2 separate regions of the Homo sapiens genome follow, and region 1 is linked to region 2. Evidence: read pairs that join two places in POLR2A ChIA-PET (ENCODE). Cell type or tissue: GM12878. All regions are shown on one strand. Links, peaks and the distances in the headings refer to the core of each region. The heading gives the core; the rest is flanking DNA. Region 1 overlaps ZBTB46 (zinc finger and BTB domain containing 46). Region 2 has its middle 6.6 kb from the start of BHLHE23.

Evidence for each region. Peaks named below come from ENCODE experiments on the same cell type or tissue, not always from the same donor. Only the 100,000 strongest peaks of a DNase experiment are listed, where the experiment ranks them.
Region 1: POLR2A ChIA-PET joins it to region 2 with 5 read pairs; 1 of 35 experiments calls an interaction of 5 or more read pairs at or near these places.

Annotation. Positions count from the first base shown.
Region 1 is chr20:63,816,023-63,827,448 of GRCh38, reverse strand. All of the region lies in intron 1 of ZBTB46 (zinc finger and BTB domain containing 46), which reads left to right. ZBTB46-AS1 (ZBTB46 antisense RNA 1) reads right to left here. Exons shown (of 3, transcript NR_110081.1): 2 at 6,578-6,699; 3 at 4,434-5,327. Among named protein-coding and RNA genes, the nearest start is that of ZBTB46, 9.5 kb to the left of the region's middle. RefSeq lists an enhancer at 10,933-11,426. In GM12878, for the core only: no CTCF peak of the experiment used is centred there; no DNase peak of the experiment used is centred there; H3K27ac peaks cover 533 bases.
Region 2 is chr20:63,009,800-63,017,422 of GRCh38, reverse strand. No RefSeq gene overlaps it. Among named protein-coding and RNA genes, the nearest start is that of BHLHE23, 6.6 kb to the right of the region's middle. RefSeq lists enhancers at 1-650, 4,336-4,485, 6,686-7,005 and silencers at 7,326-7,405, 7,416-7,623. In GM12878, for the core only: a CTCF peak has its summit at 7,585; DNase peaks (open chromatin) are centred at 4,622, 5,402 and 6,842; H3K4me3 peaks cover 3,859 bases; H3K27ac peaks cover 4,234 bases.

The sequences.
Region 1 (11,426 bases), core at 3,605-8,604, 810 kb before region 2:
TTTTTAGTAGAGACGGGGTTTCACCTTGTTAGCCAGGATGGTCTCGATCTCCTGACCTCATGATCCACCCGCCTCGGCCTCCCAAAGTGCTGGGATTACAGGCGTGAGCCACCGCGCCCGGCCATCTTTTGTGTTTTGACAGATGGGCTTTTGCGTCTTACCGGAGACACTCGGGGTTTCCTATTCATGACAGCTCTTTGGTGTTACTGAGGGCCTGCTGTGGACCAGACTTTGGGCCAGGTTGGTGACAAAGTTCCCACGGAGGTGGGTTGGGGGCACGCAGAAACCACTGATGTGACCCAGTGTGGTGGCTGGCAGAGGCTGGCAAGAAACGGCCCAAGGCTGGGAGGAGGGTGCCTGGACTGCTGTGTGGACTGCTGTGGGGACTGCTGTGGGGAGTGGCACCGGAGCCCAAAGGTGACTCGAGGGAAGGGAGTCCACTCGGAGATCCACCCGCACGGTTCCAGACCTGGCAGTCATCCGGTCCTGGTGGAGCGAGTCATATTCCAAACCCTGCTTCCCGGAGAGTGGATTGCTGGCCGGAGGGCAGGGCCACTGTACGTAGGAGGCAGCTTTTGGGAGCTGGTCAGCTGTGGGGGTAGGCATGAGGAGCAGTTGAGTTTCACGTTGTACCTTCTGAAGACTTGGTTCAGCACACATAATGCCTTCCCAAGGACACTCGCTGTCTTTTTGGAAAAGTCATCCGTGAAGCATTTCTTTTTTTGAGAGGGAGTCTCGCTCTGTCGCGCAGGCTGGAGTGCAGCGGCGCGATGTCGGCTCACTGCAAGCTCCACCTTCCGGGTTCACCCCATTCTCCTGCCTCAGCCTCCGGAGTAGCTGGGACTACAGGCGTCTGCCAACATGCCCGGCTAATTTTTTTTTTTTTTTTAAGTAGAGATGGGGTTTCACCATGTTAGCCAGGATGGTCTCGATCTCCTGACCTCATGATTCACCCGCCTCGGCCTCCCAAAGTGCTGGGATTACAGGCATGAGCCACCGTGCCCAGCCAAAGCATTTCTTCTCTGGGCCTGTCATTGTCGGCCCAGGTGTCGCCCCCGGGCTCCTCTTGGTTTCTCTTTGAGCATCTCTGACTTACTAGCGACTCAGTCCTTCTCAGTTTCCCCCAAAATGGAAAAGAGCCACATATGTGTGTGAACAATCAGTTTCTAAAAATGTCTTCATTTATCTGAAAGTCGGGCAGCATTGCTGCTTGCATGGGACACACAGATACTTTGTTTGTAAGACATTTTCGTTTACAAAAGTGCATCACATCATCTCTTCCAACCACTCTGAAGAAAATGAAGAAAATGAAGCCTCTTGCACAGAAAGCCTTCCCATTCGCTGGCATATCGCTGCACACGAGGCCTGCGTCGGTGCTCCTCTGTGGAGATGTGGAGAGGGGCACTGCTGTGCCTTGGGCTACGTGCAGAGGGCTTAGGAACTCCCGGTGTTGACAGCTGCCTTTGTGAGAGGTGGACACACCTGGACCGCGTGGCCCACGTTACTCTGGGCAAGTCGTCTTCTTAGTGTGGGTCACCCGCCGGATGGACAGAGGCTTTGCTTATCTGCTGGGGCATGGGGAGCAAAACTATGGCTCTTAACTGGGCAGAAGAACGAGAAGTCGGCCCAAGCTAAGCATTACCTGTCGCAGTGTTGATTCGCCGCTTTCCCAACTGACTTCCCTGAAAGAATCCCACAAAAAGTCACAGAGATTAGAAGCTTCTGAGTTATGAAGAAACTCGAAGGCCTGGTTGTTGATTTCTGGGCTGTGGAGGGGCACATCCAGACACACAGGCTTTCTAGAAACACACTCATAATCCACTCATTGGCCATAGCCAGCCGCTTTGCAGAGGCTGAGAAGTGGAGCAAGGCTGTTCTGGTTGGAGGAACAGCAAGTGCAGGGATAGAACCAGAAAACAGAGTTGTTGACACAAAGTGCCCAGGGCTGTTTGTGCAGCATGGGGACAACTGGCCCTGGGAAGCCGGGAGGGAGGGGTTTGATGGTAGTGAGATGGTGGGCGGGAGGGAGGGTTTTTTTTTTTTTTTTTGAGACGGAGTCTTGTTCTGTCCCCCAGGCTGGAGTGCAGTGACGAGATCTCGGCTCATTACAACCTCTGCCTCCCGGGTTCAAGCGAATCTCCTGCCTTGGCCTCCCTAGAAGCTGGGATTATGGGCATCCGCCACCACGCCCGGCTAATTTTTGTATTTTTAGTAGAGATGGGGTTTCATCATGTTGGCCAGGCTGGTCTTGAACTCCTGACCTCAAGTGATCCGCCTGCCTCGGTCTCCCAAAGTGCTGGGATTACAGGCATGAGCTACTGCACCCAGCCAGGAAGGGTTTGATGATGGTGAGATGGGGGTGCAGTGATGGGAAGATGGGGGAGGGAGGGTTTGATGACGGTGAGACGGGGGTGCAGTGATGGGAAGATGGGGGAGGGAGGGTTTGATGACGGTGAGACGGGGGTGCAGTGATGGGAAGATGGGGGAGGGAGGGTTTGATGACGGTGAGACGGGGGTGCAGTGATGGGAAGATGGGGGAGGGAGGGTTTGATGACGGTGAGACGGGGGTGCAGTGATGGGAAGATGGGGGAGGGAGGGTTTGATGACGGTGAGACGGGGGTGCAGTGATGGGAAGATGGGGGAGGGAGGGTTTGATGACGGTGAGATGGGGGTGCAGTGATGGGAAGATGGGGGAGGGAGGGTTTGATGACGGTGAGATGGGGGTGCAGTGATGGGAAGATGGGGGAGGGAGGGTTTGATGACGGTGAGATGGGGGTGCAGTGATGGAAACATCACCTCTCAGAGCACCCAGAAGAACGGGGGTGGGGGAAGGCGGTAAGTGTTCCTTGGCCACGTGAAATTTTGGGTGGGATTAGAACCTCTGAGTTGTCCTGCAGACCCTGAGCTTTCAGGAAAAAGGGCGTGGTTCAGGGCTTTTGTGGCAACCGCCAAGTGAGTTTTTCTGATATTTGCTAAATTAGCTTTCAAGACAACATGGTCTGTAGTCTTTCTTGTCTTGGTGTGGCCCTATTTGAATAAAATGGGTGTTCTCTTTCCATGCCATTTAAATTATTGAATCTGGTGAATGGCAGTATCCTTTTATTTGGCAAGTTCAAAGCCAGCTTAGGTATTTTCGAAAGAAGTAGAGATTATTCAGCTCCTTTAGGGGTGGAGGACAGACTGGCTGAAGAAGGCACTTGTTTGTCCAGGTCCAGCCCCATTTCTTCCTCCTCCCATTTCAGTGTGGAATCTGCAGACCCACAAGACTCGGAATTTCCCATGCTTCAGGGAGGCCGGCTGCTCAACCTCGAAGGTGGCCCTGATGCTTAGGTGGGACGTGTCTGCTTGTTACCCATTCAAGGAAACAGAGGACTTTGGCCAGCGACCCTGCCCTGAGCCTCTGGTCTCTAAAGAAGCCTTGATTCGCCTACAGCCTCCTCTCTGCACTCAAAATCTCCACTTCTCAAGTGTAATCTGGTCGTTTACGTTAGTCCTGTGGGGAGCCCATTCAACGGTTTACATTTCCTTTTACAAACAGAAAACGGAGCAGTCCCAAAGAACACACACACACACACACACACACACACACAAGGTTCCTAGAGGACAAAGGTCAGGACAGGAATCAGGACAGAGGAAAAGGAATTGGAAGACACCACAACGAGAAAACTTGTTCTGGGAAGTGTGTGGTCAGGGATGCAGTGTGACGTGGATATTGTCCTTTTTTCTGGTCTGAATTATTTAATTTTTTTTTGAGAAGGGGCCTCGTTCTGTTGCCCAGGCTGGAGTGCAGTGGCACAGTCATGGCTCACTGCGGCCTCGACCTGGGCTAAGGTGATCCTCCCACCTCTGCCTCCTGAGTACCTGGGACTACAAGCACGCACCACCACACCCGGCCAATTTTTTTATTTTTGTTTTATTTTTATTTTATCTTATTTATTTATTTATTTTTTTGAGACAGGGTCTCACTCTGTCGCTAAGGCTGGAATGCAGTGGCGTGATCTTGGCTCACTGCAACCTCTGCTTCCTGGGCTCAAGTGATTCTTGTGCCTCAGTCTCCTGAGTAGCTAGGATTATAGGCGTGTGCCACCACACCCTGCTAATTTTTGTACTTTTTTTAGTAGAGACCAGGTTTTGCCATGTTGCCCACGCTGGTCTTGAACTCCTGAGCGCGAGTGCACCCCCATCTGCCCACCTGGAACCCCCAAAGTACCGGGATGACAGTGAGCCACTGTGCCTGGCCTTTTGTTCCCATTTTTATTTTTATTTTATGTATGTATTTTTGAGGTGGAGTCTCGCTCTGTCGCTCAGGCTGGAGTGCAGTGGTGCAGTTTTGGCTCACTGCAATCTCCACCTCTCGGTTTCAAGTGATTCTCCTGCTGCCTCAGCCTCCTGAGTAACTGGGATCACAGGTGCGCGCCACCATGCCCAGCTAATTTTTTTTTTAAGTTTTAGTACAGACGGGGTTTGTCCATGTTGCCCAGGCTGGTCTCGAACTCCTGAGCTTAAGTGATCCACCCGTCTCGGCTTCCCAAAGTGCTAGGATGACAGGTGTGTGCCACCGCTCCCGACTTTTTGTTTCCATTTTTAAAACATGTTTTGTACAGACAGGGTCTCGCTGTGTTGCCCAGGCTGGTCTCAAACTCCTGGGCTCAAGCATTCATCCTGCCTCAGCCTCCCAAAGTGCTGGGACGACAGGTGTGAGCCATAGCACCTGGCCCGTGGTCTGGAATTCCGAGACTCACTGTAGGCTTCACTCTCATGTTTTCGTGCTTGCCGGGTTGGCCGTGTCCTGTGCTCGCCGTGTGGTCAGTGCTGTTCCTGTTTCTCCTAACAGCAGCCGTTGACTGATGGTGCATCTTCCTGTGGACATGTCTTTAAACCCAAGCGTGGGAGGGTGAGGAAGCTGTCAGTCTGGTGTAGGACTGAGCCCAGCCTTGGCCAATCACGGAACCCATTGTACTGAAATGGAATAGGCCTCCTGTGCTCCTTTGTCGGGGCCTAGAGCCCATCAGTCCCAGGGCTGGGTTTTGCATGCGTGTACACGTGTCAGCTCTAGGGAGAGCACCCCAGGCTTTTCTCATTGGGGGCCCGTGTCACATACAAAAGTGCCCGTCTCCCCCATGGGTGTGCTGGTGGGTGAATTCAGGGCGCTTGAACTCAGGAAGGCTGGACGTGTGTCCCGTCGTTTATTCCCGGTTCTCCCAGCCACCTCCGGTTCCCGACGCTGTGAGTGCAGCTTTGCTGGCTGGTGCTGCAAGTGTGTTTAGGATTTTCTGCCTGTTTCGGGAGTGTATCGGTTCCGCTTGATCAGGGCTGTGTTCATGTTTCTAAAATGTTAATGGTAAGAGCTCACTATTGAGTAAAAGCACAGATGGTAATTTTTCCCGCAAAAAGCTTCTTAGATAGGGGAAGTTAAAGGTGTAAGTTCTCGCAGTGTGCTGAGTGACTGGCTGGGTTTTTCTGGTGAGTAAGTGCTTGGGGCAGGCTGCGGGACAGCCTTGTGCTCTGAGAATTGTTAGTGATATCACAAAGGTTTTTATTTCTGAAGGGAAACTAAGGGAGTCAGGATATTTAAAACCGCCTCGGTGCTTCCTAAACAGTGGCTGTTGTTTTTTTCCAAAGTGAATGAAACATTTCAGGTTAATGTTACTCTGTACTTTAAGTATTTCTGTTTAGCATCACCTTATTAAAAGTGAGCCTGGACCAGACATGGTGGCTTACACCTGTAATCCCAGCACTTTGGGAGGCCGAGGTGGGCAGATCACCTGAGGTCAGGAGTTTGAGACTAGCCTGGCTGACATGGTGAAACCCCATTTATACTAAAAATATATACACAAAAAAATTAGCTGTGCGTGGTGGCACACACCTGTAATCCCAGCTACTTGGGAGGCTGAGGCAGGAGAATCACTTGAACCTGGGAGGTGGAGGTTGCAGTGAGCTGAGAGCGCACCATTGCACTCCAGCCTGGGCAACAAGAGGGAAACTCCGTCTCAGAAAAAAAAAAAAAAGCGTGCCTGCTTGTAGTCCCAGCTGCTCAGGAGGCTGAGGCAGGAGGAGCGTTTGAGCCCAGGAGTTTAAGGCCACCCTGGGCAACACAGCAAGACCCTCTCTAAAATAAAAAATAATAATAGTAATAATGGCCAGGCACAGGGGCTCAGGCCTGTAATCCCAGCACTTTGGAGGCTGAGGTGGGTGGATCCTGAGGTTAGGAGTTTGTCTTGGCCAACATCGTGAAGCCCTGTCTCTACTGAAAAAAAAAAAAAAGGCCGGGCGCAGTGGCTCACGCCTGTAATACTTTGGGAGGCTGAGGCGGGCGGATCATGAGGTCAAGAGATTGAGACCATCTTGGCCAACATGGTGAAACCCCGTCTCTACTAAAAATACAAAAATTAGCTGGGCGTGATGGCGCATGCCTGTAATCCCAGCTACTTGGGAGGCTGAGGCAGGAGAATCTTTTGAACCTGGGAGGCGGAGGTTGCAGTGAGCTGAGATCGCACCATTGCACTCTAGCCTGGGCAACAAGAGCGAAACTCCATCTAAAAAAAAAAAAAAATTAGCCATGCATGGGGGCAGACACCTGTAGTCCCAGATCTTCGGGAGGATGAGGCAGGAGAATCGCTTGAACCTGGGAAGCAGAGATTGCAGTGAGCCGAGATCGTGCTGTGGCACTCCAGCCTGGGCAACAGTGTGAGGCTCCATCTAAAAAAATAATAAATAGGCTGGGCGCGGTGGCTCACGCCTGTAATCCCAGAACTTTGGAAGGCCCAGGTGGGCGGATCACCTGAGGTCGGGAGTTCGAGATCAGCCTGACCAACATGGAGAAACCCGGTCTCTACCAAACATTCAAAATTAGCTGGGCATGGTGGCGCGCCTGTAATCCAGCTACTCGGGAGGCTGAGGCAGGAGAATCGCTTGAACTGGGGAGGTGGAGGTTGTGTGAGCCGAGATTGCACCACTGCACTCCAGCTTGGGCAACAAGAGCAAAACTCTGTCTCAAAAAAAAAATATATATATATAATATACTTCTTAAAAAGTGTGCCTGTTTACATTGGCCAGGCGCGGTGTCTCATGCCTGTAATCCCAGCACTTTGGGAGGCCGAGGCAGGCGGATCATGAGGTCAGGAGATCGAGACCATCCTGGCTAACATAGTGGAACCCCGTCTCTATTAAAAATACAAAAAAACAAAATTAGCTGGGTGTGGTGGCGGGTGCCTGTAGTCCCAGCTACTCAGGAGGCTGAGGTGGGAGAATGGCGTGAACCTGGGAGGCAGAGCTTGCAGTGAGCCGAAATCGTGCCACTGCACTCCAGCCTGGGTGACAGAGCGAGACTTCGTCTCAAACAAAAAAAAAAGTGTGCCTGTTTACTGTTTTTATGACTTTTGCTTTCTTTTCTTCGTTATACGTTGCTAACGTCATACACTGGGAGTTTGCATGTTTTTGCCTGAGGAAATGGTTATGTTTCGCTGCCTACGGTGATATATGGAAATACATCTATAGTATTTCGTTGCTTTTATTTTAGTTTGTATGTAGACTTGTTCTGTACTTCGGAGTGTTTTGAAGAACTTTTCGGAAATCATTAGCAGACACCCTCTGCTGGACGGTGAAATGCGTGTCCCGTGACTGACAAAGCGGCTGTCAGTGCTCCGAGCGTCCCAGTTGCTTTTCTTACTTGTTGGCGGAGTGAGGCAGGGAGTTACGAGGTGGCACTAACTCTGATATCCCATCTAGTTAAAGCCATTTTCACGGCTGCTCACTGGATTTCACTAGACGTTGCAGTAACATTCAGGGAGGCCGAGAAGTGGTTGTTTTAATCCGTTTACCTCTGGTCTGGCCCCTGGGACACTGTTGCTGTTTTTGCTTTCTTCAGTGTGGAAATTGCTAGAGACCTTGGGAGAAGGGAGGGTAGGAGGTCCCATCGTCTGTGGGACCCTGTGTCTGTGTAAGGCCATGTCGAGTGCCCATGGCAGAGCCCTCACAGGAAGCAGAGCTGTGATCACAGACGCCTCCGGGTGAGCCTGAGATTCAGGGTCAGGAAGGGTCTGAGTGAGACACACACCTGCACCCTGGTGAGGGCTGGCTCGTCTTCTTCGGGATGCGCTCCTGGAGGGAGCAAAGCTGGCAGGCAGCATCCATTAGCATCCCGGGTGCGCTCTCTGTTCGCTTAATGTTATTGATAACAACCTCATTTTGTACTTCACCTAATTTTTGCCTTGTCTTAAGAAGGAAGCGCATCCAGGAAGTCATGAGTTGGTGTCTCAGTGATGCTCTTCTCTTCTCAGACAGAGTCTCACTCTGTCGCCCAGGCTGGAGTGCAGTGGCGCGATCTCAGCTCACTGCCACCTCCATCTCCCGGGTTCAAGCGATTCTCCTGCCTCAGCCTCCTGAGTAGCTGGGATTACAGGCGCACACCACCACGCCTGGCTAATTTTTGTATTCTGTAGTAGAAACGGGGTTTCACCATGTTGGTCAGGCGGTCTTGAACTCCTGACCTTGTGATCCGCCCACCTTGGCCTCCCAAAGTGCTGGGATTACAGGCTTGAGCCACTGCGCCTGGCCTTCTTTTTTTTTTTTTTTTTTGAGCTGGAGTTTCGTTCTTTCACCCAGGCTGGAGTGCAGTGGCGCGATCTCGGCTCACTGCAACCTCTGCCTTGCAACCTCTGCCTTCCAGTTTCAAGCGATTCTCCTGCCTCAGCCTCCCCAGTAGCTGGGATTACAGGTGTCTGCCACCATGCCCGGCTAATTTTTGCATTTTTTTTTAATAGACACGGGGTTTCACCATGTTGGCCAGGCTGGTCTCGAACTCCTGACCTTGTGATCTGTCCGCCTCGGCATCCTAAAGTGTTGGGATGACAGGCATGAGCCACCGCGACCAGCCAGTGATGCTTTTCTTGACATGCTGACATGAATACATAACTATCAGGAGAGATGGCGAGTGCCCAGGTGTTGGCTGGAGCTGTGGCCACTGTTGCTGTAGAACATGCCCTGGGGGTCCGCACTGGCCTGGCCCACCCTCCCTCTGCAGAACTGACTGCGGGGCGGCACTGCGCTGCTCTCCTCCTCACGAAGACCCAGGGTTGGACCTCCTTACGCAGCCCAGCTGGAGGGGACCGTGACTTGGATGCAGGGGCTGCACCGAGGGCTTCTGGGCTTTGCATCTGGTTTCTGGGTGGCTTTGCCACGTGCTTTCCAGCAGGACCGTGGTCAAGGCATGCCTCACCTGGCAGGGGCAGCGTGGATGGCGCCAGTGGCTCTCACCCCAGCGCCCTTGTCCAGCTCTACAAAGGGCCCCTTGCAGTGTACCTCAAAACTACAGACTCAAAAGGCAGGGTCCCTGGCGGATGGGACCATGTGAGTCCTGGGTGAAGACCCCCAGTGCCACCACTCAGAGCGTGGTGCCGTGCAGTCTCTGTAGGTGAGCTTGCTGTTTGGGCGAGTTCCTGGGGCTGCGTTACATGGGACCATGGCCTGAGTGGCTGAAAACGGTAGAGCCTTATTCTGTCACAGGGCTGGAGGCTGACACCCAGCATCGGGGTGGACGGGGCCACTCTTCCTCCCAAGGCTCCAGGGGAGGGTCCTCCTGCCTCTTCAGCTGCAGGTGTTGACCACAGTCCCTGGTGCCTCTTGGCTTATAGACGCCTCGCTCCAGCCTCTGCCTCTGTCTTCACACAGTCTCCCCTGCGGGTGTCCAGGTTTTTTCCTCTTCTTTCTTCTTCTTCCTTTTTTTTTTTTTTTTGAGACAGAGTCTCACTCTGCTGCCCAGGCTGGAGTGTAGTGGCACCATTTCAGCTCACTGCAGCCTCCACCTCCCAGGTTTAAGCGATTCTCCTGCCTCAGCCTTCCAAGTAGCTGGGATTACAGGCGTGTGCCACCACGCCTGACTAATTTTTTGTATTTTTGGTAGGTACAGGGTTTCACCATGTTGCCCAGGCTGGTCTCGAACTCCTGACCTCAGGTGATCCGCCCACCTTGGCCTCCTGAAGAGCTGGGATTACAAGCCTGAGCCACTGCACCCGGCCTCTTTTTCTTTTTCTATTTTTTTTTCTTGAGACAGGATCTCACTCTGTGGGCCAGGCTGGAGTACAGTGGCACAAGCACAGCTCACTGTAGCCTCCTTCTCCCAGACTCAAGGATCCTCTTGCCTCAGCCTCCCAAGTAGCTGGGACTACAAGCATGCACCATCATACCTGGCTAATTTTTTTACTTTTTGTAGGGACAGGGTCTCCCTATGTGGCCCATGCTGGGCTCAAGCGATCCTCCTGCCTCTGCCTCCCCAAGAGTTGGGATTACAGGCATGAGCCACCACATCTGGCCCTTTCCTTTTCTTTTCTTTTCTTTTTTTTTTTGAGACTGAGTTTCGCTCTTGTTGCCCAGGCTGGACTGCAGTGGCGCGATCTTGGCTCAACGCAACCTCTGCCTCCTGGGTTCAAGCGATTCTCCTGCCTCAGCCTTCCTGAGTAGCTGGGATTACAGGCATGCGCCACCATGCCCGGCTAGTTTCGTATTTTTAGTAGAGATGGGGTTTCTCCATGTTGGTCAGGCTGGTCTCGAACTCCTGACCTCAGATGATCTGCCCGCCTCAGCCTTCCAAAGTGCTGGGATTACAGGCGTGAGCCACCGTGCCAGGCCTGGCCTTTTCCTTTTCTTTTAAGGAAGCTGGTCCTATTGGGTGAGGGCCCGCCCTAATCCACTATGACCTCATCTTAACTTGATTATATTTGCAAAGACCCTATTTCCAAATAAGGTCACGTTTGCAGGTTTAGGACTTCAGCAGACACATTTCAGCCCTTAACAGCATCACAGCTTGGGTTTTCTTGATGCATCTTTCACACGTATTTCTCTATGGAGGCTTCTCCACACATCAGCAGCTGCTACCTCTCGTGGCCACTGTATCCTTGACGCTGCTGTTATTTACAGCAGAGGTGGCAAGTAACCAGCGTCACCAAAATATTAACTAATGCATTCAGCCAGTGTGCACGCAGCCCTGGGCCTGTGGCAGGTCAGGTTCCTGGCCTGGGTACACAGCAGGTCATGGAGTCCTTGCTTTGCTGGGTTATGCAGATGGGGGAGATGCTTTGAGTATCTTGGGTGATGTGAGCCTGTGAGGAGAGACACGGGGTGGGTGGGGAGGGAGTCATGTTGAGGGTGAGCAGAGATGGAGCCAAGAGGGGCAGCTGAGTGTTGCGGCTGCTTGTGCCTCCCAATCCGAAGCAGGACTCGGGCCCTCCTCTGGGCACCCCCTTTGCCTTGCTCACTGCACCTGTGCCCACTGCATCTGTGCCCACCGCACCTGCACCCACTGCACCTGCACCCACTGCACCTGCGCCCACCTGCGCCCACTGCACCTGCGCCCACTGCACCTGTGCCCACCTGTGCCCACTGCACCTGCGCCCACCGCACCTGCACCCACCGCACCTGTGCCCACCTGC
Region 2 (7,623 bases), core at 2,624-7,623:
GGCCACCACATGAACCACACTCCAGTCCCTCCCCGTCCTCTCTCACCGTGGGAGGCCCCTCTGCAGCCCACTGAGGGCTCTCCTGAGGCAGGGCTGCCGGCCTGGGGGATGGGACGGGCCCACTCCATCACCGCCAGGCACCACCCCCTTCTTCAGGCCCACCCTGCACAGCCCAGCACTGGCGCCCTCCTGGCTGCCTCCCGGGTGCTTCAGGGACCCCAGGACCCGTTGATGTGGCCCCAGAGTGGCCAAAGACACACTTGGCCGCTGCACCCCTGCTCCCCGAAAAGCCTCGCCCAGACTTGGCCACTGAGATGCAAACCTGGGGCCTTGCTGCCTCCCGGCAGCCAGAAGAAGAAATGCCCAGGTCAGCCGCCCCGACCAGCCTGCAGAGCCCTGGAGACACTGGTCCCATCATCTGGGGAGGCCCTGGACCCCAGCCTGTCCCCAGACAGCACCGAGGGGCTGGGCAGAGCTAGTCAGACCATCTCCCCAGGCCTCCCCTCCTCCTTCCCAGACTGAGCCCCCACTCATGTCCCCATAAGGTGCTCAGCAGGGGCTCAGGACAGCATGGCCCCAGCAAGGGCTCAGCAGGTGCCAGGCTGCCCTGTGCCCCTCCAGTCCACTCAGGGCACCTGGAAAGAACACAGGTGGACAAGGATGAGGACAAGGAAGCGCAGCCACAGCGTGGGGGTGGCGGGGCCTTAGAAACAGAGCAAGGGAATTGGGGACTTTGTCGAATGTGCTGACGTCAGCGTCTGCACATGGTGAAGGCCGGGAGGCCGAACAATGATATTCAGGAGGCGGAGTGCACTGAGTGCCTTTCATCTGGAGGCTTTCAACTAACATTGGGTTTATCAGACGTGACCCTGGCATGATCCAGGAGCCCCCATACAGGGGAGCGAGTGCAGAAATGGGGAGTCCCACAGGGCAGTGTCTCAGTCACCTGCTGCCTGGAGCAAACTACCCCAGAGCTTGGTGGCTTAAAACAACCCCCACTTTACAGTCACAACTCTGGGTGCAGGACTAGAGAAGGGTCGGGGTGGCCGTGTCCGCTTCATGAGGTGTGGCTGGGTTGACCTCGTGGCTGCATCCCGTGGGGCTGGGCTGGGTTGCAAGGTCCAAGCAGGGTCACCAATACACAGGGGACCTTGGGTGGGCCATGGGCTGGGCACACCCTCCACGTGGCCTCTCTCCATGCTGCAGGAGAAGCTGGACTGGAGATGCCGGGCAGTGAGCGAGCAGAAGCCGAGGCCATCACACCCAGAAAGGATGTGACGCCTCTGCGGCATCTGTCATGGCCACGGGGGCCCCAGCAGCCCAGATGCAGGGGTGGAGCACCGGGTGAGAGGAGCTGCAGGCCTGGGCGGGGCGGGGGGAGGTGGAGGCAGGGAGAGGCAGGGAGAGGCAGGGAGAGGCAGGGAGAGGCAGGGAGAGGCAGGGAGAGGCAGGGAGCCCTGTGCAGATGGGACCTGTGATGCGGCTGACTGGGCAGGGGTGGGGGAGGTGGAGACAGGGAAAGGCAGGGAGCCCTGTGCAGATGAGACCTGTGATGGGGCTGACTCTGGGTGTCGGGAAGGTGGAGCACGGGGATTTCAAATGCACTGGATGAGCGTGAGCGAAGGCACTCAGAGTGGTGGCGAGGCTCTCGCTTGAGCAGCAGGAAGGAAGATGGGGCTGCCCCAGCGCGCCAGGGATGTGGGGAGGCCCAGCTGCCCAGAGGGCAGTGAGTGGGAGCCCAGGAAAGCCCAGGACCCGGGGACAGAGCCAAGCCCGACCCCACCCCAGGTGAAACAACCTGGTTCACAGCTGGGACCCCAGAGGCACACCCGTCCCCCAAATAGCAAGGAGCCAGGCAAAATCTCAGGTCCCCTCTCCCACACCACCCACCAGTGGAGACATGAGGCTGCCTCAGGAGCCCATGTGGCATTTCTGTGCATATCTGTTGCCACACAGCCAGGGGCACCCTGCCCAGAAAAGCCTGGCGTGGTCCCGCGTCCTCAGGCGGTGAGGAGGGGCCACCTGCAGCTGCCTCATCTCATCCCCAGCCTCTCTAGAGTACTCTACATCCAGCCCCGTAGTCAAGACCCTAGAAGCCCACCCAGCTCTCCACACACAGAAACCCACCAGGCCATTCACGGAGCACGGCCGAGCACAGGGAGGTGACGTGGGGCTGGACATCTCATCTGACTCCCCCAGCGGGATGCCTCCTGTCTTCAATGAGGGCCGGGTGTGTCCCCGGGCCCAGGGCCCACAGCAGCAGCTGCCAGGCCACGTCTCTCATGGAAGACACCCTCTCTGGGCGTGGGCATCAGCTTTGAAAAGATAGACCCCACTCGCCTGCAGTGCGGCGTCCACAGACTGCCTGGTGGGATTTCCCATCCGGGACCTCAGAGGCTGTGAGCTCGGGAGGCAGGAGGCAGATGGGGCCATTCACAGTCTAGTCTTTGTTGATGACAGGGGAGGGGCTGAGGCAGGACTCTGAGAGGGAGAGGCGTGACCTGACCCTGCCTGAGGAGGACCTCACAGCTGCTGTGTGAAAGGGAGGGTCTGGGGATGATGGGAGGGCAGAAGCCATTAGAAGGCTGCTGTGCTGACTGAGGGCAGGCGGGAAGAGGTGGGGAGCGGCCGCATTCCAGATGAACGTGGGAGGGAGAACCAACAGGGTGTGAGCTGCGAGGAAGCATGATTTGCCCTCAACAGAATCTGGGGGTGGGGGTGGGCGGGTCTGGGGGAGGCCGCAGCTCCATCTGGAACGCGCTGCATCGGAGGCGGCCCTCACACATCTGACATTCTGCGCTCCGCTGAATCCGTGAGTCTGGAGTTCAGCACTGGGGTCTGGGTAGGCTGTGGGAAGGGTATTGGATGAGATCCCCGAGGGGGCAGACACAGCTAGGAAAAAGGCCAAAGGACTGAATCCCAAGCCCTCCAGAATGAAAATGTCGGGGAAAAGAAGAACCGGCAAAGGGGGCTGAGGATGAGTCACCAGGAGGTCACTCTAAGTATTAGCTGAAATAGTGATGATTTTACAAGGGGGAGGAAGGTCTATTGCATGAACTCTAAACTGGTCACCGCAGAATCAATGTTGTTCAAGACTGAAAACAACCATCAGACTTCCAGTTTCTGGTTATTAGGGACTAGTTAATCTGGACCCATCACTTTTCTGATGGTGACTACAAAAGCTGAGCAAAATGTTAAAAATATTTGCTTGGAATGCAAACAAACAAAATCCCAGAAAGACAAAGATCCAGAGTGAAAAAAGCCTTCGGGACGCTCACTTTTCCCCCAAAGCATTTGCTGCTTCAGATAGCTCACAGCCCACTGAGGAGCCAGACAGCGAGAGATTCAGCCCACCTGAGAGTGGGGAGTTGGCGAACATCCCCCCGACCCCCACCATTTTGAGTTGGGACAACAAATAACCGCACCCTAGACATAGGGGTGGATAGAAGGAGACCGGCTCTTGCAGCAACTCAGGGCCTTTTGCACCACTGCCAGGGTAGGAAAACCTAAACTGTAATCATCTTGAAATGATTTCAATCCCTGAAACTAGAGTAAGATGATCCAGGACCCCTAGTGCCCCCATGTCTCGCAGATGCAAACATAAACCCTCTCTGGAGGAAAATAAAATAGACCTCAAATGATTTCTACAAAATAATTTTACAAATACAATGTTCAGTCCACAATAAAAATTCTAGACAATTGAAAAAACAAATCAGCAAGAATGAAAGCAGCAGAGACCATAGGCAGAAGATCTACCAGTCCAGACACTGGAGTCGCGAGACAGAGACTGGAACAAAACTGTGCTTACAGCATTTGCAGAAATAGAGGTGGAATTTAGAATTTCAGCAAAAAAAAAAAAAAAAACCTAGAAAAACCAAATGAAAATTCTAGCACTGAAAAATAAAATCACTTAAATTATAAACTTAGTGGCTTTAATAGCAAATTCAGCTGAAGAGAGAATTAGTGAAGTGGAAAATAGGTCAGTAGAAAATATTCAGAATGAAGTATGGATAATACAAATGGAAAATACAGGTGACAGGTTAAGATACACAAAGGATTCAGGAAGAAGGACCAATATATTTGTAACTGGATCCCAGAGAGGAGATGAGAGAACATGAGGTTGAAGCAATACTCCAGAGTTAATAGCCAGGAAATTTCTAAAAGTAATCAAAATCATCAAGTCACAAATTCAAGAACCCCACAAACCCAAAAAGGATAAATGAAATGAATCAATTTCTAGTCCACTGTGTGAGAAGCTTGGAAACAATCAATCTTTTCACAAGAACAAAACGTGAGCAAACTGAAAGTCAATAATATTTCTTATATTCAACAGATGATGAGGTCACAGGGCAAACCACTGCCCAAAAAAGTTGTAGAGACGACAGACAGATGCAGAGAATCCCAATTCTGCAGAGCAGACACCTCCCTGGGAACCACTGCCAGGTTGGGAAAACCTAAACTGTCACTGGCAGATTGCTGGAGGCTGTGTGGCCAAGCTTGACAGTTAAAAACTCCAGGGCCCAGTCTTAGGGTGGAGGCCACACTTCTGTGAGTTTTACCTGCACAAACTCTACCAGATCCCCCAGGTAAATACCAGAGAAAAATCCCCTTGTGCTTTGGACAAGGGGAGGGGAGAAGTAGCACTTTCGAAATATGCCAGAGCATTCTGTTCTTCCTCTGCCCTCAAGAGAAACTATTTTTAACGTACCAGAGTTTAATCAGAGTCTAACCAACCTGGAGGAAGGGAAGTATCAACTCCAGCTCCCTCCAGTCTTTTATGTTGGGAAGGGAAACACACAGCCCCATTCTCTATCCCTCTTGTCTCATTTAAGAAGGAAAAACAGGATGGGCATGGTGGTTCACACCTGTAATCCCAGCACTTTGGAAGGCTGAGGCGGGTGGATCATCTGAGGTCAGGAGTTCAAGACCAGCCTGACCAACATGGAGAAACCCCGTCTCTACTAAAAATACAAAATTAGCTAGGCATGGTGGTGTGCGCCTGTAATCCCAGCTACTCAAGAGGCTGAGGCAGGAGAATCACTTGAACCCAGAAGGTGGAGGTTGCAGTGAGCCAAGATCATGCCACTGCACTCCAGCCTGGGCTACAGAGAAAGACTCCGTCTCAAAAAAAAACAAAAAAAAAACAAAAAAATGTCCAACTGAAGAAAGTGTTGAGTGAGCTTGTCATGCATTCCTACACAAAGAGTACAACCGCAATATATTCTACAATAGCAAAGCAAAATAAATAAAATCATTCCAAGTAAACTAGCTAAACAGAAAGGCTTTCCAAGAACTGGGCAGCTGTTGGAACCAAGCCAATAGAGGACTGACTGACAGCTCATCAATGGCAGAGACGTGAGCTCTAAAGCTCTCATAGCCTGGGTAATGGTCTGGAACGTAAAATCCCCACAGACTTAGGCTGGCCAGTTGACTATGCCAGGGCAACCCAGAGGTGGAGGAAAGTGGCAATTCTCCACATACCCAACCGTTTATGTGATTATGTAGACAGGCTAAAGTCTGTGCCTACTCAGTAAATAAATCACTCTCTGCATGATTCCAACTTGTGCCTAAAAGTAGAATGCCAATCCAGGTATTTATGCCCCCCATCCCTCTCATTTCTTAGGAACAGGAATCAGAGGTCACTGACTGGCTCACGGGAATAAACGGGATCAGTCTCTTGTGTTCCGTTGGCCTGTGGGGCTTTATAAGAGACAGGTTTAATTTGAGATAAGTGGACCCAGCTGTTTATTCCCAGAAGTTTAACTGTAGTTGGGGTACTAAGGAGAACTTGATAGAGTCCCCTCCACTTGGGGGGAAAGTTGATCTGCTGAGGATCCTTCCTTCCAAGTTTGCAATAGGACCCAGTCTCCCAGCTGGGTTGGAACCAGATTGTCTTCCTCAGTGGGGGAAGGGAGTCTCTGATTTCCATAGTCAAGGAGTGCGTTTTGCACTTGTCCTAAGTTGATCACATAATTCTGTAGCTTGAAAGTATCTATGTCTATTAGGAGGTCTGTAGTTAAGAAAGGCCTTCTATACATTATTTCAAAAGTGCTGAGATGCAGATTTCCCTTAGGGGCCATTCGAACCCGTAATAAGGCTACAGGTAATAAAGACCTCCAGGTTTCTGATGTCTCTTGGCATAGTTTAGCAAGAGTCCTTTTTAGAGTTTGATTAGCTCTTTCTACTTTCCCCAAAGACTGTGGCCTCCGTGCCGAGTCAAGGCGGCACTGAATTCCTAGGGCTGAAGATGTGTTTCGGGTAACTGTCGCTGTGAAAGGTGAGCCATTATCGCTCTGTAAGCTCTTAGGCAGCCCAACTCTAGGAATTATTTCCTTTAGTAGGAGTTTAGAAACCTCAATTGCCTTTTCAAACCGGGCAGTAGCGCACGCCTGTAATCCCAGCACTTTGGGAGGCCGAGGCGGGTGGATCACGAGGTCAGGAGATCGAGACCATCCTGGCTAATACGGTGAAACCCCGTCTCTAATAAAAATACAAAAAATTAGCCGGGCGTGGTAGCGGGCGCCTGTAGTCCCAGCTACTCGGGCGGCTGAGGCAGGAGAATGGCGGGAACCCGGGAGGTGGAGCTTGCAGTGAGCCGAGATCGCACCACTGCACTCCAGCCTGGGCGACAGAGCGAGACTCCGTCTCAAAAAAAAAAAAAAAAAAAGAAAAGAAAAAAAAACCACATAAAATAGTAAATGTTTGCAAGAATACGAAGAGATTGGAGCCCTTGTCCGTTGCTGTTGGAATGTACAATGGTGCAGCTGCTGTGGGAAGCAGCGTGTGGGAACCTCTGAAGACCACGTGAGAACTCCCTGAAAGAACTGAAAGCAGGGGCTGAACAGGTGCGCTCATCGCTCCCACGGGCCAAACGCTGGAAATAAACAAGATGGACGCGAACGTGCGGAGACCGCATGAGGTCATTTCCTGAGGTACTTGGAGCAGTCAAATGCAGAGGTGGGCGGCGGAGTCGTGGTTTCCAGCGGGTGGGGGAGGAGGGGAGCCGGGGTTACTGGGGACAGAGTTTCAGTTTGGGAAGATACAAACATTCTGGAGTTGGATGGGGGCGTCGGCTGCACAACACCGCGGTTGTGTACAATGCCCCTGGGCTGTGCACCTGAAAATGGTCACAACGATCAACTTCATGTGATACACATTTTGACAGAGCACATATACACACGAAAGAAAAGGTGGAGTCTTCAAATCCCAGGGCCTGGGCGTTGTCCCTAGAAGCCAAACAGTGTGGGTCCCAGGGTCGGGGCAGGGGCCTGCGGTAGGATTTCTTTCCTCCTCCCTGTTTTGATCTCTAGAAGACCCTACGTCCTGTGGAAGGGGAGCACTGAGGAGGCGCCGTCTCTGGGAGAGGCAGGGTGGGTTGTTCCAGTTACTAGCACCATTGCCCTGCAGGCAAGAAGCTGGCTGGCCCAAGACCACCCAGCGGGGGCTCCCTCCCGCTCCCCCCACCCAGCCTGACCTCCTGGTGCGCCCACTGTGCCCCACCAGACCTCCCTTCCCCAATCCCAGCAGCATGGACAGCAGTGACGCCCACAGGGTGCTCACTCGGGCCACAGCACACCCCGGTCTTTGGGCACCCCCAGGGCCAGGGCGCGGTGGGAGCCAGGG